2 separate regions of the Homo sapiens genome follow, and region 1 is linked to region 2. A link is a loop called in an ENCODE intact Hi-C map of the cell type or tissue named here. Cell type or tissue: ascending aorta. All regions are shown on one strand. Each heading gives the region's core, and the rest is flanking DNA. Links, peaks and the distances in the headings are about the cores only.

What was found. Peaks named below come from ENCODE experiments on the same cell type or tissue, not always from the same donor. Only the 100,000 strongest peaks of a DNase experiment are listed, where the experiment ranks them.
Region 1: a loop joins it to region 2, with 2.7 times the contacts of the local background. A loop is called at or near these places in 1 of 110 quality-filtered maps.

Annotation. Positions count from the first base shown.
Region 1 is chr12:86,710,800-86,718,712 of GRCh38, forward strand. It overlaps a transcript of MGAT4C not described here. Among named protein-coding and RNA genes, the nearest start is that of MIR3059, 30 kb to the right of the region's middle. In ascending aorta, for the core only: no CTCF peak of the experiment used is centred there; no DNase peak of the experiment used is centred there.
Region 2 is chr12:87,321,921-87,329,833 of GRCh38, forward strand. No RefSeq gene overlaps it. Among named protein-coding and RNA genes, the nearest start is that of LINC02258, 440 kb to the right of the region's middle. In ascending aorta, for the core only: no CTCF peak of the experiment used is centred there; no DNase peak of the experiment used is centred there; H3K27ac peaks cover 1,010 bases.

The sequences.
Region 1 (7,913 bases), core at 1,984-6,983, 610 kb before region 2:
AACGAGTGGATGAAGAACATGTGGTATATATACACCATGAAATACTACTTAGCCATAAAAAGGAATAAACTAATGTCTTTTGCAGCAACTTGGATGGACCTCAAGACCATTATTCTAACTGAAGTAACTCAGGAACGGAAAACCAAATATCATATGTTCTCACTTACAAATGGGAGCAAAGTTATAAGGATGCAAATGCATAAGAATGATATAATGGACTTCGAGGACTTAGATGCGGAAGGGTGGGAGGGGATTGAGGGATAAAAGACTACATATAGAGTACAGTGTACACTGGTCGGGTGACAGGTACACCAAAATCTCAGAAATCACCACGAAAGAACATCCATGTGTCCAAAACCCACGTGTACCCCCCAAAAATTTGAAATAAAAATATAAATTAGTTATAAAATAATACTAATAATTTATTGACTCAATGTAGGAAGAGAAACAGTATGGGAATAGAGAAAGAGCCAAAAGGGGGTAAAGATTCATCTAAGGTAAAGTCTGTACCTGGCGCTCCTGAGATGCCATCTTAGCTGCCAGTACCAGGAGCTGGGGAAGGGCTAAAGTTGAACATTAGGAACCAACACTCATATTTACGGGGAGATGGGCACATTGGCCCAATAAAGAGGATTCAGTCAGTATACCAAAACAGATCTACCGCATAGTTTTGGAAATAATCACAAATGTGTACTTAAGATTTTGTGTATAGATGGTCACTACACTGTTAACACTAATTAAAAATTGGTTTTTGGTTCTTATATTGTTTTTTCTTTTAAGTAGTACAACTTTTTTAGTTCAGTAGTATAAGATCTCTATTAATTTGGAATAAAGGATAAATGGAAGAAAAAAATATGAAAACAAGATAGACTTTCATCTCACAAATTTAGTTATTAAGCTGATATTTTTAAATTAAATTGCTAATATATTAAATTACACAAAAACGAAGAATTTAATATGTCTCATATTTGTGTTGTTTTGTATCAGAGCCAGACACACAATTTGAATGACCCAGTGCAAAATGAAAATGTGAAACCCCTTGTTAACAATTATTAAGAATTTCAAAACAGCAACAGCAGAGCCATAAACCATGATGACCTTTTAACTGTGGGGACTGTTTAACTGCACAGATCATATGCCCACAAAATCTGTCCTGCCCTGGGAGCAGACTACAATTTTAAATGGAGAGGATTTCAATTTTGATATATTGCCATGTGCTGGTGATGATTTCTTATGTTAGATAAGTACCTGCATATACAATAAACCCTTTAGATTCTAAATTTGTGGCAGTTTCCCATTTCATTTATTTATTAAATGAGAAGATAATAAATTTAATATTGTAATAAAAGATACGTTTGGAGAATAAATAACTTATAAACTTATATTTAAAAGATATCCACAATTTTTAAAAGTTGAAATATTTTTGGAATGTATACATACAGAATTTATGCTTCTTTACCCTGCAACAATAAAATACAACATTCCAACTCAAAAAAATATATAAAAGGATGGCATAGGGAGCAAGAAAGTGTTTTCTGAAATTAAGATGTTTATCAGTTCTCGATCCATGAATAACATAATCAATGACTAACCATAAAAAATAAGAAAAACTTCAGACAGTTTGTATAAGTCAACAGGAGAAACTCAAAAAACGTGGGGAAAGAAATATGCTGGGCTGTGTTTTATCAGCACAAGAGCAATGAGTCATTTAGGGGATGCTGGAATCTCTTGAGTAAGATCCACTTGACAAAGCATTTATGCCATCTGATGTCACTGTGACTCATGACGAAACTATTATTTTTGAAAACTGGCTTGTTTTCTTTAGCATGAATCACTAACTTGAGTTTTTAAAAATATGTTCATCTTCTAGCCACAGTAGAAACAAAATTAATTTTGAGGAAGGTGAGAATCGAGTAGCCAGGGTGCTTATAGTCTCAAGTCAGGTACCAGGAAGGAAAAGCTCTACTGAGTTCACACATAAAAGGTAGCTGCCGATTGTAGACAATTTTGCCTCCTCTGGCTCCATTCTCTAACAGAGTCTATATTTTTCCACCACCCAATACCTATCGATTTATAACATTAAGCCAGAAAACAAAAAGCCATCCTTCCCCTATAAGACGAGTAATAAGCATTGATAAAATCATTTCATGGATAGAAATTTTGTTAAAAGTTTAGCATTGTGACATTTTAGTCCATCTGCAATTTTCTACTATTTATTCTGAAACTGTCTGTAGACCCAGTTTTGATTCTATTTAATCGTTATGGAATTGTTCCACTCAAATACATAAGGCTGCACACACATACACACACACACACACACCATGCTATTTATACAATTACATTAAGGGATTCCACTTATGTTGAAAATAACAGTGTTACTGTTAACTTGTGTCTTCTTATGTATAACAGATGGTTTACATGTTGTTTTTTAAAGAGTAGATTTGATATAAAGGTAGCTATGAGACTGTACAACTCCCTCTGTGAGTACTGTTGATTTTGATGAATTGGTTCTTTTTTCTCCCAAATGACAATATGTTCAAACAGCTGTTGAACATTCAACCAACAACTATTAGGGTGACCCTACCCTCTGAGGATGTATCATCTTATTCTGAAAATATTCATTCATCTTTTTGGGTTCTCACATCATAATGAATGCATCTGTTATAAATTAATATTATAAAATTAATATTTGTGGAATTATAAGGGCTTCTACCTCTATAGTAAAGATATGTATTTTTAACTTTTTGAAGACTATATGCTACAAGAAAGGATAGTTTCATGAAAATATTGAGTAAAGTTAGGAAATGAATAGTTATGAATGCAAAAACATTAGCTAAACTATTTTCTGAGCTTTTACAATGTATTAGTAGTTTTATATATATGAGTTCATTTTATTTTCTTAAAAACTCCTATGAAGTCAGCACCATTGATATCTCTATTTTAAGGATGAGGAATCTGAGGCTTGAATAATTTTAGTAACTTTTCCAAAGTCCCATAGCTTGAAAGTGAAGGAGAAAAGATTTGACTTTAGGCCTCAGCACCTACGGACTTATGTATTACATTATTATGTAATTCAGAGCCCCCTTTAGTTATTAATTCATATTTTAAACATTTATTATATTGGCCTGTGATGTAGACAGGTATGCTAGAAGCATATTAGAAAATGGTTTGCACATAGTATGTTTTATTGCATCATGTGAGTCCTCACGAGCATTGCAGAAATTTCATATAGGAAGCAACAGCACTAAATTTTATTATCATCTTAACAAAAATTTAACTTGAAATTTTTATAGAAAGCTAAATCTGATAGGCATCCATTGAATGGATAAAGGACATCTATTCCAATTATGGAAATTAAGGGACAAAATAAAGACAGAGAGAAAATACTTCAGTATTTTTACCAAAATGCAGGTTAGCATTTCACTTTTTTGTTGGCTTAAGTCTCTTCTACCTCCATATATAAGTTGCACTTTGAAGACAAGTATACTAATGTTCTTGTGTTATGTTCTCAGTGTCTACCTCAGTATTTGACATGTGGTTAATTTACAGTAAATACATACAAAGCAGGGAGGCAGAGAATGATATTGTTTGGCTGTGTCCCCACCCAAATCTCATCTTGAATTGTAGCTCCTGTAATTCCCACGTGTTGTGGGAGGGACCCGGTGGGAGATAATTGAATCATGAGGGTGGTTTCCTCCATACTGTTCCTGTGGTAGTGAATAGGTCTCACAAAATCTGATGATTTTATAAGGGGAAACTCCTTTCACTTGGCTCTTCATTTGCTCTTTGCCTGCCACCATGTAAGACATACCTTTCGCCTTCCACCATGACTGTGAGGCCTTCCCAGCCATGCAGAACTGTGAGTCCATTAAACCTCTTTTTCTTTATAAATTACCCAGTCTCCAGTATGTCTTTATCAGTAGTGTGAAAATGGAATAATACAGAGAAGGAGTGAGGAAAGAGGTGGAAGGGAAAAAGGAAGGAAGGAAGGAAGGAAGGAAGGAAGGAAGGAAGGAAAGAATTAAAGTAGGAAGGAAGAAAGGGTAGAAGAAAGATGTAACGAGAATAAGAGAGAAATTATTTAAGAAGATATTAAAACAATAATAGCTATTATATGAGGAGTTAGAAAAAGAGGGCTTTAACCATAAATGAACAGAAACTTTTCTTAAGTTCACTTCATAACATACAGCATATTTGAGAAATAATTAGAAGTTGTGATAATTTCACCATGTCACATGGAAACTTATCTCGTTATGTTTAATTCAAACTTTGTATAATTATATATAATTCCTAAATAGCCCTTTACTTTTAAAAGTGGGTAATGATATAACAATAAAACTAATTTATTCAGGCATGTTTATCCCCACACAAAATCTTTTAAACAAGTTTTCAAGAATCTGAATTTCAGTTATAACAGCTGTCTTTTCTATTACTTAAACATACTTTGTAATTTTTTTCTTAAAGTAAACTACCATACCAAGAAAACAGAAACAAAAAAGCAAGCATGCTAATTTGTACACTTAGAAATTAAAGTAGAAGCTATTCTTGGAGAGGGAGTGGCAGTAGCTGATGGGTGAGGAGCATAAGGGAAGATTCTGGCTGTTGGTTATGCTCTGTTTCTTGATCTGGGTGCTGATTATATTATTGTTTGGTGTTTGTGCAAACTACCAAGCTGTATGTTTTTCTGTATGTATATTATACTTGAGTAAAAAGTTTAAACTTTTAGAGAGTCAATCTTGCTCCATGTTGTGGTTTGTGCAAACATCAAGGCATAATCACAGAACAAAAAAATTTAAGACCCAAGCTTCAATCGCAAAGCTGACAGATTTCTACACTTAGGCTCTTAAGCATTATTCTTGTGCTCTTTTCTTGTCCTAAGCAATATTTACTGTACACACAGCTAAGGAAGTCTACTCCTTTTACTCTGTCACTATAATATGCTTTAGCTAGACTTATTTGATGTCTTAGATCAGCATCAGTTTTAGATTATTATTCTGTGTATGAATGGTTAAAGTTTAGTAATCATGTTACCTAAATTTCAAAAGGGAAAATATTGGGCTTTTACAAAAATGTACTTTCAAATCAAGTAGTTTTGTTGTGTTTCTGAAAAGGAAAGAGCAAACAAAACTAGAAATTGTGCTACTGAAAAGGAAAGAGCAAACAAAACTAGAAATTGTGCTATTATTTGCTTCAATTTATCCACCTGAGATTAGTTAATCTACTCATAATGTAAGATGTGTTGTTTCAGGCAGATAACTATATAATATGTTGGTATGTTGTATTTTGTTTGTTACTATTGTGAAAAATAGTCCCACTGGTTTTCCAAAAGATACAGTAAACTGCCCACTAATTGCCAAAGGTGTTTATAAACCATCAGTCATCCCATACAGGAGGTACATATAAACATTAAACAGGACAAACTATTAATTTACTATTAATTAAAACTACTGAATTTGTGCCAAATTAATTCAAATAAACATAAAAATTAAGAAATAAACCATTTTGGTGGACAACAGTGCAATTTTAGTTTATATATTAACTACTGCCTCTGCTTCATATGTTGGCCCTACCTAATATTATCTTTTTTTATTCCTTTTGGTGGTGTTCATTAATCTTTGAAAGCAAACATGAAAAAATATAAATCATCTCATTTAGTATCTTGCCCTTGCAAAAAAGATAGTAACTTTAAAATGAAAAGCAGTAAAAGGGTAAATGTACTGGCATGCTGGATCTATTCAGCTCTTCAATTCCTTTCCCTTCTGAAAAATGAAGGGGGTAAACTCATTGAGAAGTTATTAATAGTTTGCCAATTGATTCATATGTCATTGCACTATACAAAATTTGTAGAAAGGAGAAAAATGGCTTTAATATATTTGAATGCTCTGTGCAACAAATGTCCTATTCCTCTGATAAGTGGTAGCTGTCAACTGATGACAGATACATGCCTTATAATAGGGAGATGCCAGTTACCAAGTGAAAGATAATGTTTCATATATTTGAAAGTTAAGTTGAGATGGGGATAAGACACTAGTTTACCTAGACTTCCACTGTAAACAAAAGTATGCTAGTTTTGGGAGAGTTCGGGTATTCCCTGCCCTTGAAATATGCAGTTGATTCTTCCTACCTCCTAGCACTATATACTATAATCTAAGCTGTTGTCATTGTAGTAGTGATAGATTTGCTCTAATAATGAAAATGAATTTGCTTTAACCCAATCATGGTTTCTCATGGTTTGTGACAACCTGCAATTGAAACTGACCTCAGAATGGGAAAAAATAATCAAATGTTGTGCTCTTTTTTTGGCCAAAGGACTTCCTCTGCCTTAGAGCACAATTTTTTTAAAAAACAGACATCAAGAAGAAAACTTGTAATTATAATTATTACAAAAAAAAAAGCTCAGAAAGACAAATTTGAAGCAAATATAACAAATTACAACAAACTACACAGAGTTCATTCTTAAACACCTTATATAAGAATATAAATTCAATAAAATTTGAAAAAATAGAAATATCATGTCAATAATTTAAAACATTGATACTACAAGAGAAAGCAAGAATTTTGTATTAAAACTTAGTTTTCCCTCACCTTTAGTCCTAACCCCTTTGTTCCTTTTCCATGACTAACAGTTCTGATATTATTTCCTTTCTGAATTGTAGGTTGCCTTGCAATTATCTTCAAAATTTGAAGAAGTAGATTATGCTGTCAGAAATACATAGCATATTTTGTTAGTCTTGATTAGTGATTTTTTCCTGATAAGTATTTCAAAAGCCTAAAATGCTAAGTTGTGAGGTTTTCTGAGAGAAAATAAAAACTCATCTCTTGGAAAGTCATTACTTTATAAATTGTTTTTATTCAAACAATGGAAGATAACATAAAAATCAGCTGAAACATGAAATAAGAGGAAAAAAGTGCAAGAAATAAACACTCAAGGTGAGCCTCAACAAATCCATAACTTAATGGAAACCTAATTTTACATACTTATATATGTATGGGTAGCATGAATATTTTGATGATTTTGCAGTGTCTAATTCTAGAACGTTCTTGTTTCAATACTGTTTCTACTTCACAGTTTATTATTAGGAAATTTGATATAAATTTTTGGCTAAGTTTTATACTCTTCTCTTCCAGGTTTCTTTTTCCCTTACTATCCTTTCTGAAAATTTATGTTAACCAGTTATTTTAATCAGGAGGAATTTCATCCCCAGAAGACATCTGGCAGTGTCTGTAGACGTTTTTGTTGGTCATAATGGGGGATGGGAAGGTTGTATTCTCTATTGATACAAACTAATGATGCTGTTAAATAGCCTACAATGCATAGGCAAGCCCCCCACAACAAAATTGCCGGGCTTTAAATGCCTAACACCATTGTTGAGAAACCCTGATCTAAACCATGATGGTAAAATAAACTCTGTAACTGACCCATTGTTTATGTTTTTTTCTAAACAAACAAACAAATGTTCTCAGTATTTCAATAGTTCTTGTGTTGGTTACCTGTTGTGGTATAAAAGCCCCAAACAGTAGCTTAAAACAGTAGCAATCAATTATTTTGTTCATGAACTCAGCAGTTGAGTGGGCTCAGCATGTGAGTGTTTGTCTCACCTGTGTCTTTCATGCAGCAGCAGTCACACAATGTCTGAGGATGGGGTTATCTTAAAAGGCCTATCACTTGCATAGCCAGGGCCTGGGCTAGAAAGAATTAAACAACTAGTGCTGAAACAGTAGAGGCTGCATGGACATCTCCTCTCTGTATATGGTTTCTTTACTTGATCTCTCTACATCAGGGGTCCCCAATCCCCTGACCATGGACCACTACCCATCTGTGGTCTGCTAGGAACCAGGCTGCACAGCAGGAGGTGAACAGCAGGCAAGGGACCATTACCACCTAAGCTTCACCTCCTGTCAGATCAGCGGGG
Region 2 (7,913 bases), core at 1,169-6,168:
GGGGAGGCCTCAGGAAACTTACAATCACAGCAGAAGGCAAAGGGGAAGCAAGGGACATCCTTCACAAGGCAGCAGGAAAGAGAATGAACGAAGGAGGAACTACCAAACACTTATAAAAACCATCAGATCTCGTGAGAACTCACTCACTATCACGAGAACAGCATGGGGGAACCTGCCCCCATGATTCAATTACTTTTACCTGGTCTCTTCCTTGACACGTGTGGGCTATGGAGATTACAATTCAAGATGAGATTTAGGGTGCGGACACAGCCAAACCATATCAATCTACAAGTTAAATATCAGGGTATATTATGATTGTGTGGTTATATTCCCAGCCCTGATCAACCACTAAATCAAAGGTCTGGGATACAACTGGCCCACATCTTGAGTTACATGCTTACTCAGTAGGCAGTGGAATAATCACTGAAATTGACAGGAATACGGAGATGAGGGTAAGGTAGTCCCACATTGGAAAGGTTGGAACATTGGTAACACAAACAGTTTCAATTACTCCCCCCTATTTGCACACTGTTTGCAATGCAGTATGACTTCATAGCTGTTGCTATCAAGAGTGGAGACTCTTTTCCTAATCTTTGAATCTGGGGTAGCTTTGTGATTTGTTATGGCCAATGCTTCTGCTCTTCATTAAACCCTGAAACTACCATGGGAATAAGCACTAGCTAGGCTGCTGGAGGATGAGAGAGACCACATGTATTGACCTCACCTAGGCAAGGCCATCTTAGATCAGCCACAGCCCAGAAAACCCTCAAATTAATTGTAGATGCATGAATGAGCTCAGCTGAGATTAGTCAACCTAACCCATCCAGAGTAATCTAATCTACTCAAATCAGCACACCTGTGGACTTGTGCTCAATAATAAACAAGCAAAGGTTTAAGCCAAATCCTTAGTTTAAAGGGTTATTGGCTTAGTTTGGGGTTAGTTTATTTCCCTAAAACAAAATATAATAAAGCATTTTGGACAAATACATTGCACTTATCCCATAAGCGTGTTGCTGAGATCCAGTCTACATCATCTTTTTTATCTCATACTATGCACGTTTTCTTGACAGGGTCTGTAAGATCAATCAGGATAGACCTGGACCAAAAAATGGTAGAAAAGGAGGAAGTGAAAATAAGCTAAATGGACAGGTGAGAAGGGAAGGACTGAATAAATTAGTTAAGAAATATTTATTGGGTACTTGGTGCTGGGCACTGTTTTAACACTAGGGATATAACAGTGAAGACAATGAATCAAGTAGTTACTTTCTATGAAACATTAATTTTAATGTTGTGAGGCTTACAAGATATTAAACATAATAAGACATAAAAATATGATATGTTCATGCTGTGATTAAAAATAAAGCAGAAAACTGGTCTGGGAGTATTATATAGGGTATCCAAGAAAGGCCTCTCAATATTGCATTTGAGCAGAGACCCGACATACATGTGGAAATAAGCAAAGATGATAACTCTAAGAAGAATATTCCAGGCAGAGAGAACAGCAAATGAAAAACCCTAAGGTAATGGTATGCTTGAATCATCTGAGGAACACTAAAAAGTCAGTAAGACTAGAGCAGAGTTAGCAAATGGAATAAAGATAGGAAATGACTCAAAAGAAATGGCAAGGACTCAGAACACACAGGAACTTACAAGGTTACGATAAGAATTTTGGAAAGAAAAGTAGATATTGGCTCAAAAGAAATATTCAGTTACTATAAATAAATGGTTTTCCATTGTTGATTGAATGTATCCCTGCAAGAATTTTAAATATTTTCCTGCAATGATTAGATAAGTAGCAATATCCAGTGGAATACTTTCAAGCTCCCTGTAATGGATATTATGAAAAACAATATTCATTAAAAATGTATGTGCTATTATTTCTATTAAATAGAATAGTCTTATTATAATTATTAATAAAAGATCAAAAGATTCAGCATTATATGAGAAAAGAGCAGACCTTGTGACTAGGATAAAATGTTTATGTTTAATAATGTTAAAAATAGATATAAACAGTGCTACATGCTTTAAGATCGGCTGCCACTCAATCCAGTTTAGAATCTTTTTTGTTTTGTTTTATTTTTCTTTCTTTTTTTCTTGATTAAATGTTGTAGTTTTAATTTAAAAATGAGCATCAAGCCCCTTATTTTTAAAAAATTAAAAAGATGATTAGTATGAATGTTGTGGTAACTTACTGCTGAGTCTTACCATTTCTCCTCCTGAAAAAAATAAAACTGAAATAACATAAAATTATTTTTATATAAATTATGAAGTACAAAACTTAAAAATCACAGTTTTCTCTAAAGTGTTGTCCCCCTGCCCCACTCCCCCACCACACACACAAAAAAAAAACCAGACCAGTAGAGCCGTGTAGGAATTTCTGCAAGAAGTTGCACAGAAGCTAAGCTGCAGAACTGGAAGAACTAAGAACCCCAGCAATGGTGAATCTCACACAACTCCAGGTAAAAAGCACTCGCAAAAAGTGAGTGCCCCCCGTTAGTAAAAAAAAGCTGTGAACATACCAGATTTGTTTTATAGAAGCAGGAGTAAAGGGAGAGAGAAAAGTTTGAAAAAAATTTATAGAATAGAAAGCTCTGAAAGAAGCAGCAAAAATCATCTTCCAAAAGCAAGGGAATCTTAATGTCCGCTAGATGCATTCATGGTGCACCACAGCTGATGAGGGAATCTGGGAGAATAGGCCAGGAAAGAAAAAGGCTACCTCACTTACTTAATGTTAAAGAGGCAGCAAAGGCAGGACAGAAGCACCGCTTTTGAAGGAAACAGTAGTTATTTGTGTCAGATGAGGAACAAACCTTTAAATACAAAGGCAAGATATCTTTTCCATTACTCTTATTTGTGCCCCCATCCATCCCAGGCAGAAATCTCTTAAAAAATCTGGTCCATAAAATAACACTCACCCAAATATGGGTGACCAAAAAGGAAGAGGGAAAATATTCAAATAAGGATTAGAAAAATGGCAGAGAATGATAAAATTTTCCTACAAAAATATTCATTAAGTAGACATTACCATAGAACAGATAAACATTGCGAACAGTCTGCCATGAATTAAAACATTTATAATAATGGTGAACTCATCAGACAATGAAGGAAAATGTCAGGACAGAAATCCATTCATGAAAGACATGGTCAGACAATCTATAAAAGTGAAAAGAGAACTGAAAAAATCAGAAAATAAATAGAAATTAAAATATGAATCCTTTAGAGAAACAAGAAAAAATTAAAGGTGCAATAAGGTAGAACAGTCAGTCTTTAATTGCTCTAAAATGACTTATTAAATTCTCATAGGTATTTGAGTCTGTATATGGTCTTTCATTTTTGTTTCCTTTCTATTTTTTTTTTTTTTTGGTCAGTTTGTCTATTTATGAAACAGCAGCACGTGTTTTCATTACTGGCTTAATATATCAATAGTAAATCAGCTATTGTTCCCCAATCGAATCTCCTTTCAGAGTTTTCTGTATTTATTATTATTATTATATTTTATTATAATTGACATGCAGAAGATGTCTGTGTGTATATGTGTATGTGTGTTTCCGTTTGAAACACTTTTATCTATCCAGGTATACAAACAATCCATTTATGTTTTCTTCCAATATTTATGGCTTTCTGATTTTTTTGGCATTTGAGTAATTAATCCACTTGAAATTTACACTAGTATATGGTGTGTATTATGGGCCAATTTTATCATTTCCAGATGAATCCCCAGTTTGAGAATCACTAAGTAAAGCTCTATGAAAACAAGCAATATTATACACTGTTGGTGAGAGTACAAAATGATACAGCTCCTAAAGAGGAGTAATTGGCAATGTTTATCAAAAATTACAAAGACATTTTTCCTTTGATCCAGCAATGTTATTTCTGTAATTTGTCCTGAAGTTATTCATGCACAGGTGCAGAGTGACATATATACAATAAATCTTTGCATTGTTGTAGTAGCAAGAGATTAGAAACCAGTAATTTATTCAATGATAAAGACTTTTGTAATTGAAACTAAAGTAATTGAAACTAAAGTATATTAATTAAACTATGCAGATAAAAAAAGATGAAGAAGCTTTCTATAGACATGGGAGAAATGATTTAATATGTAAAAAGTAAGACTACAAGGAGAATTGTGAAATAGAATGCTATTTTTTGTTTAAGAAACTGGTAAAATAAGCTGGGCACAGTGACTCATGCCTGTAATCCCAGCACTTTGGGAGGCTGAGGCAGGTGGATCACCTGAGGTCAGGAGTTCAAGACCAGCCTGGCCAACATGATGAAACCCCATCTCTACTAAAAATACAAAAACTCGTTGGGCATGCTTTTGGGAGCCTGTAATCCCAACTACTTGGGAGGCTGAGGCAAGAGAATCGCTTGAACCTGAGAGGCAAAGGTTGCAGTGAGCTAAGATTGCGCCATTGCACTGCAGCCTGGGCAACAAGAGTGAAACTCCGTCTTGAAAAAAAGAAAGAAAGAAAGAAAGAAACTGGTAAAATAAGAATTTACTCACATTTGTTTATATCTAGATAAAGAAAACTAAAAGGTTAACTAAGAAACTGAAAATATGGTTGATGTTAGATAGCAGTGAATGGAAGGGAAAGGAACAGAGGTGGGTGGGGAGGTGACTTTATAATTGTGGTAATATTGGAATAGTTTATTACCTATTTCAGAAAGTTATCATGGTTTTTTTTTAGATAGGGTCTTGCTGTGCTGCCCAGGCTGGAGTGCAGTAGTGCAACCATGAGTCACCGCAGCCTCGACTTCCCAAGGTCAGGTAATCTTCCCACTAAGTCTCCCAAATAGCTGAGGCTACACACACAGGCCACCAGGCCTGGCTAATTTTTGTAATTTTTGTAGAGACAGGGTTTTGCTATGTTGTTCAGGCTGGTCTCAAACTCAGGGCTGAAGGAATCCACTGGCTTCAGACTCCCGAAGTGCTCAGATTTCAGGCATAAACCACTGGTCCTGGCCTCTATAATGCACTCTTTAAGGAAATGCTTTATTTTACATTCTACCTCCCTATGGAAATATTAAATATGAATGACATCAGATATTTTCATATATAATGGTTATAAAAGGGTATGTCAAAGAGGGAATTTACAATATTCTTTATTGACTTACATGTTTGTTTTAGAACACATTAGTACTATGTTGAACAATGTAGCCCTATAAAACTAGATAGTCCAGACCTAAATTATCTAGCTGAGATTGTTGTCCAAATAAATGATCTGTTCATCATTAAGCTACCACAAGTTGGGAGACACTTCTCTGGGGAAGTGGAACATTCCTGCACATCTGGCAAGCAGCAACACTGACAGCCCTCTGTTCTAGATTAATTTTTTGAAGATGTTTGTATAACCAACAGACTTGGAAGACAGAAATAATGGCTCACTCTGGAGCAAAGGGCAGTTTAGCTTACTGTCCAATAGAGTGTCTCCCTCCAAGGCAACAGGGGAGTTTGCCTGTAGACCACAAAAACAGGTGGGGGGGGTTCTGAGTTTGTGGTTCCTCCCGTGTTATGCAACCCACTGGAGTTGCAGGCATCACCTTGCCTTTGTTTCACCATCCTGTGCGAATTCGGGCTATGGGACCATCACAAGAAAATGATCATACATCAGGTACTACTACTGCAGTGAGTAATAAGCTATTCTTTTGCTGCGCATGTGAAATCTGATGTTTGCAGCAAAACTTTATAAAACTTCATCTGACTTTGTTTTTTAGCTTGCAAATAGCATAAAGTCTCAGGTTCATCATGGTTTTTGACAACATTTAGAAGTATATATCCAAATTTATGATAGATTCTTTAAGGCCATATAAAATAAGTTTATTTGCATTCTGAATAATTTATAATTATTTATTTAATCCTGTGATCAATAGATGTAGTTATGTACATTTGTTCATATGTGTATTTCATAGAAAAGGATGTAGAGAAATTGAGTATAGACTAGCCAAAAAATTTTTTATCACTTAGAAAATGTATTTATGAAGGTTACTGGATTCTAGACTACACTTGAAGTATTTTAGAGAGGCTTTTTTTAGACGTCTTTCTTGTGAATAGGAAATGATTCTTATTAAAATTATAGCAGAAAGGCTAAATAAAATAAATAGAAATAACCTGGTTATCAGAAGGCTAATTATACTTAGTTGTATTGTAAGAAGCATCAATTAGCCTTTTGACCAAACTTCATATTAAATGATGGTATTTAACCAGTTAATTGTTCTCAAAATAACAGAATAAAGATGTGTTATAAAACGGAAAACAGAATGGTTCCATTTACATATGAGTATATGCATAAATCTGGAAGAATGAAATTTTAATAACATCCTCTGCCTGTTAATATATTATGTAATCTTAATTTGCTTCCTTATAACTTGTTATATTTTCTGATTTTAAAAAGAGAAGGTCGTTTTATTTTAAAAGGTTTTGAACTATTAAAAAATTATTTAATTCAAGTTTTTTTCTTTCTAAATTGTTTTGTGAATATATGCAAAATGCATATAAAGCAATAATGTCATATGTCTACATGGTTTTTTATAATGGATTCTTTATAAATGTAAACTAAAATACAGCACAAAAGTAATCTATATTCTCTCTATAACTTCCATAGTTGAAATATCAAAAATACAATTCATAAGCACTTTGATAAGAATAAGCTACTATAGTGACCTAATGATTAAGGTATGCCTTCCTTCTTAAAATACATGTTCTGACAATTATTTTGTAGTTGCTTCAAATGCACTCAATTTATTAAGATAGAGCATGCAATTTCTAAACATTATGATATTCAACAATTTTTAATAATTTCTTTTTTAAGTGTAGTTGAGTTTGCCTAAGTAGACTATCCTTCTTTCTTTCTTTAATGCTGCTATTTCATAATTATATAGCAGGTTTTGGTAATTAATAATAATGTAAATTTTTGAAGAGGAAAATGGCTTAATGTATTTTTTTCTGACAGAGGGTCAAGGAGCAAAGGCATGTTTTATGAGTTTGTTGAAGATACGTTTGTGAAATTCTTAATGAAAAATCCATCTGGGTTAGGAGAGTTAAAGAGAGGGATTCTTTTGTTCTATATTAAAATTTATCCACTAACCTACTGTCCTAATGATCATCACCACCTATATAGATTTATTTTATTGAAGTGTATAAGTGAGTAGCCAGTTCTTTTCATAGTAAAGAGAAAAAAGAAATCATGGAACCAAGAGCTCTTCATTTCTTTTTTAATATGAAGTGAAGTTTCTCAACCTTGGCACTATTAGCAATTTGGTCTACACAATTTTTTGCTGTTGGGATGGAGGGAGAGGGGATCTTGCATATTACAGGATGTTTAGCAGCATCCCTGGCCTCTATCCACTAGACGCCAACAGCCTTCCTTATTATGACAACCAAAAATATTTCCAGACATCACCAAAATTCCCCAGAAAGCAAACTCATCCCCTTTTGAATACCACTGACATAAAGAAATATAATCACAATGTGCCTGATATAGTAGTTATTCAAACTGGCAGAACTAGGAATGGGGTGTATTAGTTAACCAAGTGGTATGTTTTATTAAAGTGTTAGTCCTGTTCTCACTGTTTGATATTGATAATTTCATTTTGGTAACATCCGTTCCTCAACTGCTTTTTCTCTCCTAAGGAGATGGAAGCTTCTGGTAGCTGTGTGAGAAGAGATTGTTATGCAGTAAAAGTGTGCAGAAATGGTATTTGGCAGATAAATACATGTTCACATTCACAGAGAGTCAAAGATAAGAAGTTATTAGTTATGTCCTTTCTGAAAACTCCCTTAAAAAGCCTTCTCAACAAGCCAATCCTGGACATTCCAGAAAAATAAAGTAACCAAATGTCTCAGTTTGCTTGTGATACTGGCTTGTTTATGTCTATTACTCCTGTGTTAAGTATTAATAGCAATTCTTTTCACT